Linked DNA regions of Homo sapiens: region 2 is linked to region 1. A link is an interaction called in ENCODE POLR2A ChIA-PET data of the cell type or tissue named here. Cell type or tissue: A673. All regions are shown on one strand. Each heading gives the region's core, and the rest is flanking DNA. Links, peaks and the distances in the headings are about the cores only.

The links. ChIA-PET counts read pairs that join two places held together with the same protein. Peaks named below come from ENCODE experiments on the same cell type or tissue, not always from the same donor. Only the 100,000 strongest peaks of a DNase experiment are listed, where the experiment ranks them.
Region 2: POLR2A ChIA-PET joins it to region 1 with 5 read pairs; 5 of 35 experiments call an interaction of 5 or more read pairs at or near these places.

Annotation. Positions count from the first base shown.
Region 1 is chr2:26,109,206-26,114,586 of GRCh38, forward strand. RAB10 (RAB10, member RAS oncogene family) reads left to right here. Exons shown (of 6, transcript NM_016131.5): 3 at 563-701. Among named protein-coding and RNA genes, the nearest start is that of GAREM2, 61 kb to the right of the region's middle. In A673, for the core only: no CTCF peak of the experiment used is centred there; a DNase peak (open chromatin) is centred at 3,196; H3K27ac peaks cover 1,098 bases.
Region 2 is chr2:26,024,549-26,029,929 of GRCh38, forward strand. It overlaps the pseudogene TRMT112P6. Among named protein-coding and RNA genes, the nearest start is that of RAB10, 6.8 kb to the right of the region's middle. RefSeq lists an enhancer at 3,999-4,527. In A673, for the core only: no CTCF peak of the experiment used is centred there; a DNase peak (open chromatin) is centred at 2,363.

The sequences.
Region 1 (5,381 bases), core at 176-5,175:
GACCTTATTTTTGCTTTTTTAAAAAAGATACTAAAACATGTTTGTAAGCTGATGAGATGATCCATAAAAGAGCAAAATGATGATACAAATGAGAGGGCATAGTTACAGGAGCAAAATACATCTTACACCTTTGGCTTTAAGCATTAAATAATGGAAAATACTACTATTTACATTTCTGTCTTATTATTTATAAGTGAGGTTATCTTTACAACTTTTGGTTAATGATTCTAAATGTAAATATGACTGTACTATGGTATAGTTCTCTAATGTTCTAAAAATCCTACCTGCTTTTGTGTTACATTATGGAACTAAATTATTAAATAAAATGAAATTTTAAGAGTTTCTATGGTGTTTGCTAGTGCTTATTCAATAAACTTGAGTTTTATGTGTCACTTCCTACTGTTTTCCCTTTCAGATTTTCATCCAGTATGGGTAGGTTATTAATTTCCTTCAACTAAAAAGTTTTTATATATACTTAGGAAAAACTATTCTTGTTTTGTCCTTTATGTGAAATGTAGTAATATCAAAATGCTTAATAGAAATTATTGGCTGTTTATTTCAGGGATACAGCAGGCCAGGAGCGATTTCACACCATCACAACCTCCTACTACAGAGGCGCAATGGGTATCATGCTAGTATATGACATCACCAATGGTAAAAGTTTTGAAAACATCAGCAAATGGCTTAGAAACATAGATGAGGTAAGACCTAGAACTTGTATAAACCCTTCATGAACACACATTTGTGTGCTTGGTTAGGAAGAATAAATATTCCAACTGATCTTCAGGATATAATGTACTGTTGAAGTCATTATTATTGAAGTATTTCTATTTTCTAAAAGTTAATGTTGGCCGGGCATGGTGGCTCATGCCTGTAATCCCAGCACTTTGGGAGGCTGAGGTGGGAGGATCACCTGAGGTCAGGAGCTAAAGACCAGCCTGGCCAACATGGTGAAACCCCATCACTACTAAAAATTATAAAAATCAGCTGGGTGTGGTGATGTGCACCTGTCGTCCCAGCTACTCAAGAGTCCAAGGCAGGAGAATCTCTTGAACCTGGGAGGTAGAGGTTGCAATGAGCCAAGATTGCGCCACTGCACTCCAGCCTGGGCAACAGAGCAAGACTCCGTCTCCAAAAAAAAAAAAAAAAAAGTTAATGTTGTTATTTGCTAATTTTTTCTTAAGTTTTTGGACAGTCTATCTAGAGCCCCATTCAAGACAATTAGTAAATTACTCCAAAACTCTGTATAGCCATCTTACAAGATGACCCCAAATAGAAGCTACCAGTGATTTTACAATGATTTTCTGGAAATGAATTTTTTCTTAATAAATTTTTATTGAATGAATGAAATGTCCGGTAGTAATTTTTTAAAACTTTATTTTTCATGTTATAGAAATATAATATTGCTTCTAGGCATTTTGAAATATATGGAATACTAATATAGTAAAAACCTAACTAAGAAAATAGTTCCATTGCATGTGAAAATGTTGTTTTTTTTTCTGTATTTTGGGTTTTTTTGAGATAGAGTCTCACTTCATCACCCAGGCTGGAGTGCAGTGGCACAATCTTGGCTCACTGCAATCTCTGCTTTCTGGGTTCAAGTGATTCTAGTGTCTTAGTGTCTTGAGTAGCTGGAATTACAGGTGTGCACCACCACACCCGGCTAATTTTTGTATTTGTAGTAGAGATGGGGTCTCGCCATGTTGGCCAGGCTGGTCTTGAACTTCTGGCCTCAAGTGATCTGCCCACCTTGGCCTCCTGAAGTGCTAGGATTGCAGGCATGAGCCACTGCACCCAGCCTGATGTTACTTTTTATAAGTTAAAATTATGTATCAAAGCATGTCTGTTTCTTTGCTACAGCATAGGTGGCTTCTTGTTAAGAGTTGTTTTTCATGCCTTATTGCTACCTTCTAGGCTTTGAGTTTTGTTAACAGTAACTCTTTGAAGCAAATTTTGGCCAGATACACAAAGACCAAGTCTTAAACCAATATTAGACCCAAGATAATACCCCTAATGGTAGCAATCCTAAGGGCTCATTACCACTGTTTTGTTGCTACAATAAATCTTTGGGAGAAGCTTATTATTTTTTAATAATTATTTAAAGATACACAGATCTTGGCTGGGCGCGGTGGCTCACGCCTGTAATCCCAGCACTCTGGGAGGCCGAGGTGGGCGGATCACCTGAGGTCAGGAGTTCGAGACCAGCCTGACCAACATGGAGAAACCCCGTCTCTACTAAAAATACAAACTTAGCTGGGTGGGGTGGCACATGCCTGTAATCCCAGCTACTTGGGAGGCTGAGGCAGGAGAATCGCTTGAACCCAGGGGGTGGAGGTTGCAGTGAGCTGAGATCACGCACCATTGTACTCCAGCCTGGGCAACAAGAGCGAAACTCCATCTCAAAAAAAAAAAAAAATACAAATCTTAAAACAAAAAAGCTTTATTTTGATTTCCTTATTCTTTATTTTATTGTTCAGGTAAGTAGTCTGTAGTAAGAGCAGTTTAGAGATTCTGCAGTGTGTTTCCAACAACCACCAATTCTCTGATTCTACCACATGAACTGGTGTCCTGCTATTCAATGCTATTCTGACACTGACTACCCTGAATTAGTATCAGACTCCACAAGTTTAAGGACTCATTCCTACAAAATTGCCCTCACTTGAGATGCCATTTGCAAGTCCTGGGTCCCCAGGCTTACCCACATTTCTGCCTTCTGTCCAAGCTGGCTATAGATTTTGGGGATGCCAACAATGCCACTCCATGTGATCATTTGCTAGGGTGAGTCATAGAACTTAGGAAAATGCTATACTTGGGATTACAGTTTCATTATAAAGTATACAATTCAGGAACAGCCAAATGGAAGAGAGGCATATGTGGGGAGTAGCGGCAGGGCTCCAGAGCTTCCATCCCCTCTCTGGATACGCCACCTCTCCCAGCACCTTGATGTGTTCACCGAATTGGAATATTCCTTACCCTCAGTTTTTCAGATTTTTGAATTGAAGTTCCATCACTTAGGCATAATTGATTAAATCATTGACTTCTGGTGATTGAGTGTAATGTCTGTCTCCCTTCCCCTCCTAGGAGGTCAGGAAGTGGGACTGAAATTTCCAATCCTCTTATCACTTGGTTGGTTCCTCTGGAGACCAGCCCCCATTCTGAAGCTAGATAGGAGCCTTGTCATCAGTCACCTCATTAGCATAAACTCATTATAGTCAAAAGAATCTTGTTATGAATAACAAAAGACAACCCTGTCACTCAGGAAATTGGGAGGTCAGTGACAGGAACTGGGAACAAAGACCTAATATATGTTTTTATTATACCGCAGACTTAAACATCTGACATGGTAGACTGGATGGTTTGTTTCCCAAGATAAACTGAGAAACATACAACCCAGGTATCAAAAAGGAAAATTGTGGGTGTGGTGGTGTACACCTGTGGTCCCAGTTACTTGGGAGGCTGAGGCAGAAAGATTGCTTGAGCCCAAGAATTCAAGGCTGCAGTGAGCTATTATCATACCACTGTGCTTCAGCCTGGGTGACAGAGTGAGACTCTGTCTCTGAAAAAGAAAAGAAGTTATTTAAAAAGAAAATCTTGGCCAGGCGCAGTGGCTCATGCCTGTAATCCCAGCACTTTGGGAGGCTGAGGCAGGCGGATCACCTGAGGTCAGGAGTTTGAAACCAGTCTGGTCGACATGGTGAAACCCTGTCTCTATGAAAAACACAAAAAATTAGCCGGGCATGATGGTGGGCACCTGTAGTCTCAGCTACTCAGGAGGCCAAGGCAGGAGAATCACTTGAACCCAGGAGGCGGAGGAGGTTGCAGTGAGCCAAGATTGCACCACTGCACTCCATCCTGGGCAGCAGAGTGCAACTCCGTCTCAAAAAGAAAGAAAGAGGAAATCTTGTTTCTCTGGTGTATTAAAGGATTATATAACATGATCAAGAGGAACTTACCCAGGAATGCAAGGGTCAGAACCTGTCAATGTAATACACCATATTAATAGACGACAAAACCATACAGTTATCTCAGTTCACACAGAAAAAACATTTGACAAAATCCAACATTCTTTTATGATTAAAACAGTCAGCCAAACGCAGTGGCTCACACCCGTAAATCCCAGCACTTTGGGAGGCCGAGGCAAGTGGATCACCTGAGGTCAGGAGTTCGAGACCAGCCTGGCCAACATGGTGAAACCTCGTCTCTACTAAAAATACAAAAATCAGCCAGGTGTGATGGCAAACACCTGTAACCCCAGCTACTCGGGAGGCTGAGGCAGGAGAATCGCTTGAGCCCAGGAGGTGGAGGTTGCAGTAAGCCAAGATCGTGCCATTGTGCTCCAGCCTGGGCGACAGAGCAAGACTCTGTCTCAAAAAAAAGTCAACAAACTAGGAATAGCAAAGAACTTCCTTAATCCTGTAAGTGACATCTATAAAAATACCACAGCTATTATTGTACCTGTCCCCTAAGATCAAGAGCATGGCAAGAATATCTACTCTGGCCACTTCTGTTCAACATTATGCTGAGTTCCAGCCAGAGCTAAAAAAAAAAAAAAAAAGAAAGAAAGAAAAAAAGCCATCCAGAGTGAAACAACTATTTATAAATGGTAGAATATTTTATATAGAAAATCCTTAAGAACCCACAAACATATACCCAGAAAACTCTTAGAACTAATAAACAAGTTCAGCAAGGTTACAAGAAATGAGATCAACATATAAAAATCAGCTTTATTTCTGTACACTAGCAATAACCTAAAAATTACATTGAGAATAAATTTCCATTTGTAATAATATCAAAAGGCAAAAAATACTTAGGAGTAAATTTAACCAAAAGAGTGTAAGACTTGAACACAGAAAACCACAAAATATTGTTGAAAGAAATTAAAGATCTAAATAATTAGATAGCCATTATTTGTGAATTGGAAGACAATATTAAGATGGCATTACTACCCAAAGTGATCTACAGATTTAGTGCAATCCCTATCAAAATCCCAATTGCTTTTTTAAAAATTCCCCCCCGTAGAAATTGACAAATTGACCCTAAAACTAATATAGAAAGGCAAGGGACCCAGAGTAGCCAAAATAATCTTGAAAAGGAAGTACACAGTTGTAAGATTTATACTTTCTGGTTTTAAAACTTAACCGCAAAGCCACAATAATCAAAACACTGTGATACTGACATAAGGATAGTCATAAAGATTGATTGAATAGTATTGAGAGTCTAAAAATAAACTCTTACATATATGGTCAGTTGACTTTTAACAAGATGGCTAGACAATTCAATGGGCAAAAGAATAGTCTTTCCAACAAATGGTGCTGGGAAAACTGGCTATCCTTGTGTGGAAGAATGAAAGTTAGACACCTACTTCATACCATACAGAAAAG
Region 2 (5,381 bases), core at 382-5,381, 84 kb before region 1:
ACAAACTTGAATATTTTGTTTCAGAACATTTCTTCATATAGTCATACACTTCTGTTAATTGCCTGTTCTTCTTCTTAATTTTATTTTTTTAGAAGAGGTCTTCCTTTGTCTCTCAGATTTGAGTGCAGAGACACCATCACAGCTCACTGCAACCTTGAACTCCTGGGCTCAAGTGATCCTCCTACCTCAGCCTCCTGAGCAGCTAGGACTACAGGCGTGAGCCACCATGTCCAGCTAATTTTATTTTTTGTAGAGACAGGGTTTTTTTTTTTTTTTGAGACAGAGTCTCTCTCTGTTACCCAGGCTGGAGTGCAGTGGCACTATCTCGGCTCACTGCAAGTTCCACCTCCCAGGTTCACGCCATTCTCCTGCCTCAGCGTCCCGAGTAGCTGGAACTACAGGCGCCCACCACCAGGTCCAGCTAATTTTTTTGTATTTTTAGTAGAGACGGAGTTTCACCATGTTAGGCAGGATGGTCTCGATCTCCTGACTTCGTGATCCTCCCGTCTTGGCCTCCCAAAGTGCTGAGGTTACAGGCGTGAGCCACCGCACCCGGCTGAGACAGGGTCTTGCCATATTGCCTAGGCTGATTGGGATCAAGTGATCTTCCCTCCTCAGCCTCCCAAAGTGTTGAGATTACAGGCACGAGCCACTGTGCCTAGCCTTCTTGGTCTATTTTAAATTTGTAAATGTGAAATGTAATTTTAATCATAATTTATTGTATAGCTCTTTAGTTACAATGCAGTTAACCTGGAAGGTGGTTTTGAAACCATCTTCGTCTTAGATATTTCTACTACCTGCCAGTGGTAGCTTGATCTGGTTATTTCCATGGGATTATGCCCTCAACTCAAACATAATGTTCAATTATGGGTGTCATACTCTAAGAGAGACATAAGCAAAGCAGAATGATGGTGATGATAGTTTTCTGAGAATCGTCTTATATGAAAAGAGTTTCAATACCTCAGAAGGGGAAGAAAAAGAGAGAGGGTTAACTTGAAGCAGCCTAGAGGAAAACACCAATACTATGTTCAGATAGTTAAAGCACTGTCATGTGAAATTAGGGAAAGATTTATCCAGTGTTGCCCTAGAGGATGGAATTAAAACAAATGGGTGATGTTATAGACAAACATAGTTACTCTCAGTCTGTGGAATGCTTTTTTGTCACAAATACCTAGCCCTGCAATCAGCTGTCTGCAAGGCAAGCTCACTGGCCATGTTGATATAGAGGCTGGTTGGGGCATTTTTTCATGGAGCAGGAAATTAGTTACAACTTCCAACATTTCTCCCAATATAGATATAATTTAATTTAACTAAAGTTTATTGAGCTCCCACTACATGCAAGACACTGGGCCAAGGTAGGAGGATTACTTGAAGCCAGGAGTTCAAGACTTGCCTGGGCGACATAGTGAGAACCTATCTCTACAAAAAAATAAAATAAATTAGGCATGGTGGCACATTCCTGTAGTCCTAGCTGCTTGGGAGGCTGAGGCAGGAGACTCAATTGAGCCCAGAAGTTTACTGTGGGAATACAGAAGATAGTGTGGGAAAGAAGTCTCGTTCAGCTTCTCTGAAGATTAGCATATGGAAGCTAGGATAGAAAATAAGACTTGTTGGCGAGGGCCTGGAGCCCCTCAACAGCCAGCTGAGATCAGCATTTCAGAACTGAGGCATCCTTGGCAGTGGATTAGAACAAACATAGCCAAAGGACTGGGGAAGACTCCCGGGGCAATCATTTTCTTTTCTTGAGACAGAGTCTTGCTCTGTCACCCAGGCTGGAGTGCAGTGGCATGATCTCAGCTCACTGCAACCTCTGCCTCTTGAGTTCAAGCGATTCTCCTGCCTCAGCCTCCCGAGTAACTGGGATTACAGGCACACGCCATCATGCCCGGCTAATTCTTTTTTTTTTAGTAGAGACAGGGTTTCACCGTGTTGGCCAGGCTGGCCTCGAACTCCTGACCTTGTGATCTGCCTACCTCGGCCTCCCAAAGTGCTGGGATTACAGGCGTGAGCCACCGCACCCGGCTTTGTTTTTTTGTTTTTTTTTTTTTTTTGAGACAGGGTCTTGCTCTGTTGCCCAATCTGGAGTACAGTGGCGGGATCTTGGCTCACTGCAACCTTGACTTTCCAGGCTCAAGCAATCCTCCTGCTTCAGCCCCCTAAGTAGCTGGGACTACAGGCATGTGCCACCATGCCTGGTAGGGCAATTATTTTCTAACAAGAGGAGGCCTAAGTCAAGATATGCAGGCAGAGCAGAATACTGACGGGCTGCCAGCCACTAGGCAATCAGTACTTAGCATCAGGAAAGTCTAACCAAGATCTATCCTCATGAAGTCCCTGCAGGAAGACTGTGGGTGTGAACACAGGAAATAAGCAGTAGTAAATACACAAAGTCCTGGAGACTGGAGGGGAAGGTTTTATAGCAAGGTGATGACGTAGCAGTCGGCTGGCCCTTCAAGGGAAGACTCGATTCTCTCTCTTTTTTTTTTTTTTTTTTTTTTTGAGACGGAGTTTCCCTCTTTTTGCCCAGGCTGGAATGCAATGGTACGATCTCGGTTCACTGCAACCTCCGCCTCCTGGGTTCAGGCAATTCTCCTGCCTCAGCCTCTCGAGTAGCTGGGATTACAGGCATGCACCACCATGCCTGGCTAATTTTGTATTTTTTAGTAGAGACAGGGTTTCTCCATGTTGGCCAGGCTAGGCTGGAACTCCCGACCTCAGGTGATCCGCCTGCCTCAGCCTGGCCAAGTGCTGGGATTACAGGCGTGAGCCATCACGCCCGGCCTGGAAGACTCAATTCTTATGAAGAACACGGAGAGCAAGTTGGGGAGGGATAAAAGAGTAAGAAATCAGGTATAGAGACTGAATATGCATGGGAACAGTGGTAAAGATGATCCTGCCTCAATATCTTTTGAGGCAGGAGTTTTTTATAAGGTAGAGGCAGGTCCTAAAAGCTTAAGTTGAAGACTAGAACCATGAACTGGTCAACTATGCTTTTTCTAGAAAAATATAGAGATAATACCTTAATTGATAGTATAAACATATAAATATACCTCTTTTTTCTTGGCTTTGCAAATATTTGGACTACTACTTTCTCTTTTCCTCCCTCCCTCCTTTATTTATTTATTTACTTATTTTATTTATTTATTTTTTTGAGACAGAGTTTCGCTCTGTTGCCCAGGCTGGATTGCAGTGGCACGATCTCGGCTCACTGCAAGCTCCGCCTCCTGGGTTCACGCCATTCTCCTGCCTCAGCCTCCCGAGTAGCTGGGACTACAGACGCCCACCACCATGCCCGGCTAATTTTTTGTATTTTTAGTAGAGACGGGGTTTCACTGTGTTAGCCAGGATGGTGTTGATCTCCTGACCTCGTGATCCACTTGCCTCGGCCTCCCAAAGTGCTGCGATTACAGGTGTTAGCCACCGCGCCCAGCCTCCCATTTATTTATTTATTTTTTATTTTTATTTTTATTTATTTATTTATTTATTTTGGTTTTGAACCTTTAATGAGAAAAAAATATATAATATCGAGCTCAAGAACACTGTGTGTTTGGTGTCATTGGGTCAAGGGTTGGGGATACACACGGCAGAATTCGGAAACGGTATATGTCAACAAAAATACACACAATCATAACAAGAAAAACTGGCGCCTGGCACAATCAACTCTCAGTTTCCTCTTCACTCAGCAGCATGTTGGGGATCCCGCGGCTGATGGGGAACATACGTCCAGATTCCGGGCACTGCAGGGTGCCCTCTATCACTTCCACCTCCAGCAGCAGGTGGTGCATGGTCCTCAGAAACTCTTCATTCTCCTCATATCCCTCAACTGGCCCTTTAGGCATCTGGATCAGGCGCAAGCTATCGGCCGCCTCCAGGAACGCCGACCACTCCACCTTAGGTATCATATGTACCACGTATGATACGTGCCACGTATGATGCCACATAAATTGGGGGTTGAACTCCACAGGGCAGATACGGACCTCGGTGGCCTGGAGGCACAGGGGGAAGCCACGGGACCCCATCCCCCGCACATGCGAGCTCAGCAGATTGTGGGTGAGCAGTTTCATGTCGCCACACAACTATTTTTTATTTTTTGAGACGGAGTCTCACTCTGTCGCCCAGGCTGGAGTGCAGTGGCGTGATCTCAGCTCACTACAACCTCTGCTTCCCGGGTTCAAGCGATTCTGCTGCCTCAGCCTCCTGAGTAGCTGGGACTACAGGCGCACGCTACCAGGCCCAGCTAATTTTTATATTTTTAGTAGAGACAGGGTTTCACCATGTTGACAAGGATGGTCTCGATCTCTTGACCTCGTGATCCACCCGCCTCAGCCTCCCAAAGTGCTGGGATTACAGGCGTGAGCTACTGTGCCCAGTCTATTTATTTTTTTGACAGTGTGTCTCACTCTGTTGCTCACGCTGTAGTGCAGTGGCAGGATCATGGCTCACTGCAGCCTCAGCCTCCCAGGCTCAAGCAATCCTCCCACCTCAGCCTTCCGGAGTAGCTGGGATCACAGGAACTCATCACCATGTCAGGCTAATTTTTTCTTACTTTTTTTAGAGATGGGGCTTCACCATGTTACCTAGGCTGGTCTGGAACTCCTAGACTCAAGCTCTCTGCCTACCTTGGCCTCCTAAAGTGCTGGGATTACAGGCATGAGCCTCTGCGCCTGGCCTGGACTACATTTTTTGTTGTTGTTGTTGTTGAGATGGAGTCTCGTTCTGTCACTCAGCCTGGAGTGCAGTGGTGCGATCTCGACTCACTGCAACCTCGGCCTCCCAGGCTCAAGCGAGTCTCCTGCCTCAGCCTCCCAAGTAGCTGGAATTATAGGTACCTGCCACCATGCCTGGCTAATTTTTGTGTTTTTAGTAGAGATGGGGTTTCACCAAGTTGGCCAGGCTGGTCTCAAACTCCTAATCAAGTGATCCACCCGCCTGGGCCTCTCAAAGTGCTGGGATTACAGGCATGAGCCACTGCACCTGGCCTCTGGACTACATTCTTTATAGAGCAATTTTGAAAAAAGCATAACCCCTAAACTAGCAGTAGATTGGCATTTTTTTCACTGTTTCCACTTTTATGAAATATTTCTTCATAACTCTAGGTTTATCCTTTAGGCCTGTGTAGATCCCCATTTTACTCTTCTTTTCTAGAGTCAGAGATCTTCCATACCTTGATCACTTCTGCTTGCTTCACTGGCAGATATAGCTTGATGCTTAGGCCTCACTCCAGCAAAACCTTTAATTAACTTTAGAGAATCCAAATGCTAAGTACTGGCCGAGCCTCTCAATCCTCGCAATTCTCACCTTGAGGTAATACGGTGTCCTGTGGAGGTTTTCTTCTCTTTTCCCTTGCCCGTATAGTCCAGGCTCTGCACTAACAGTGTGAC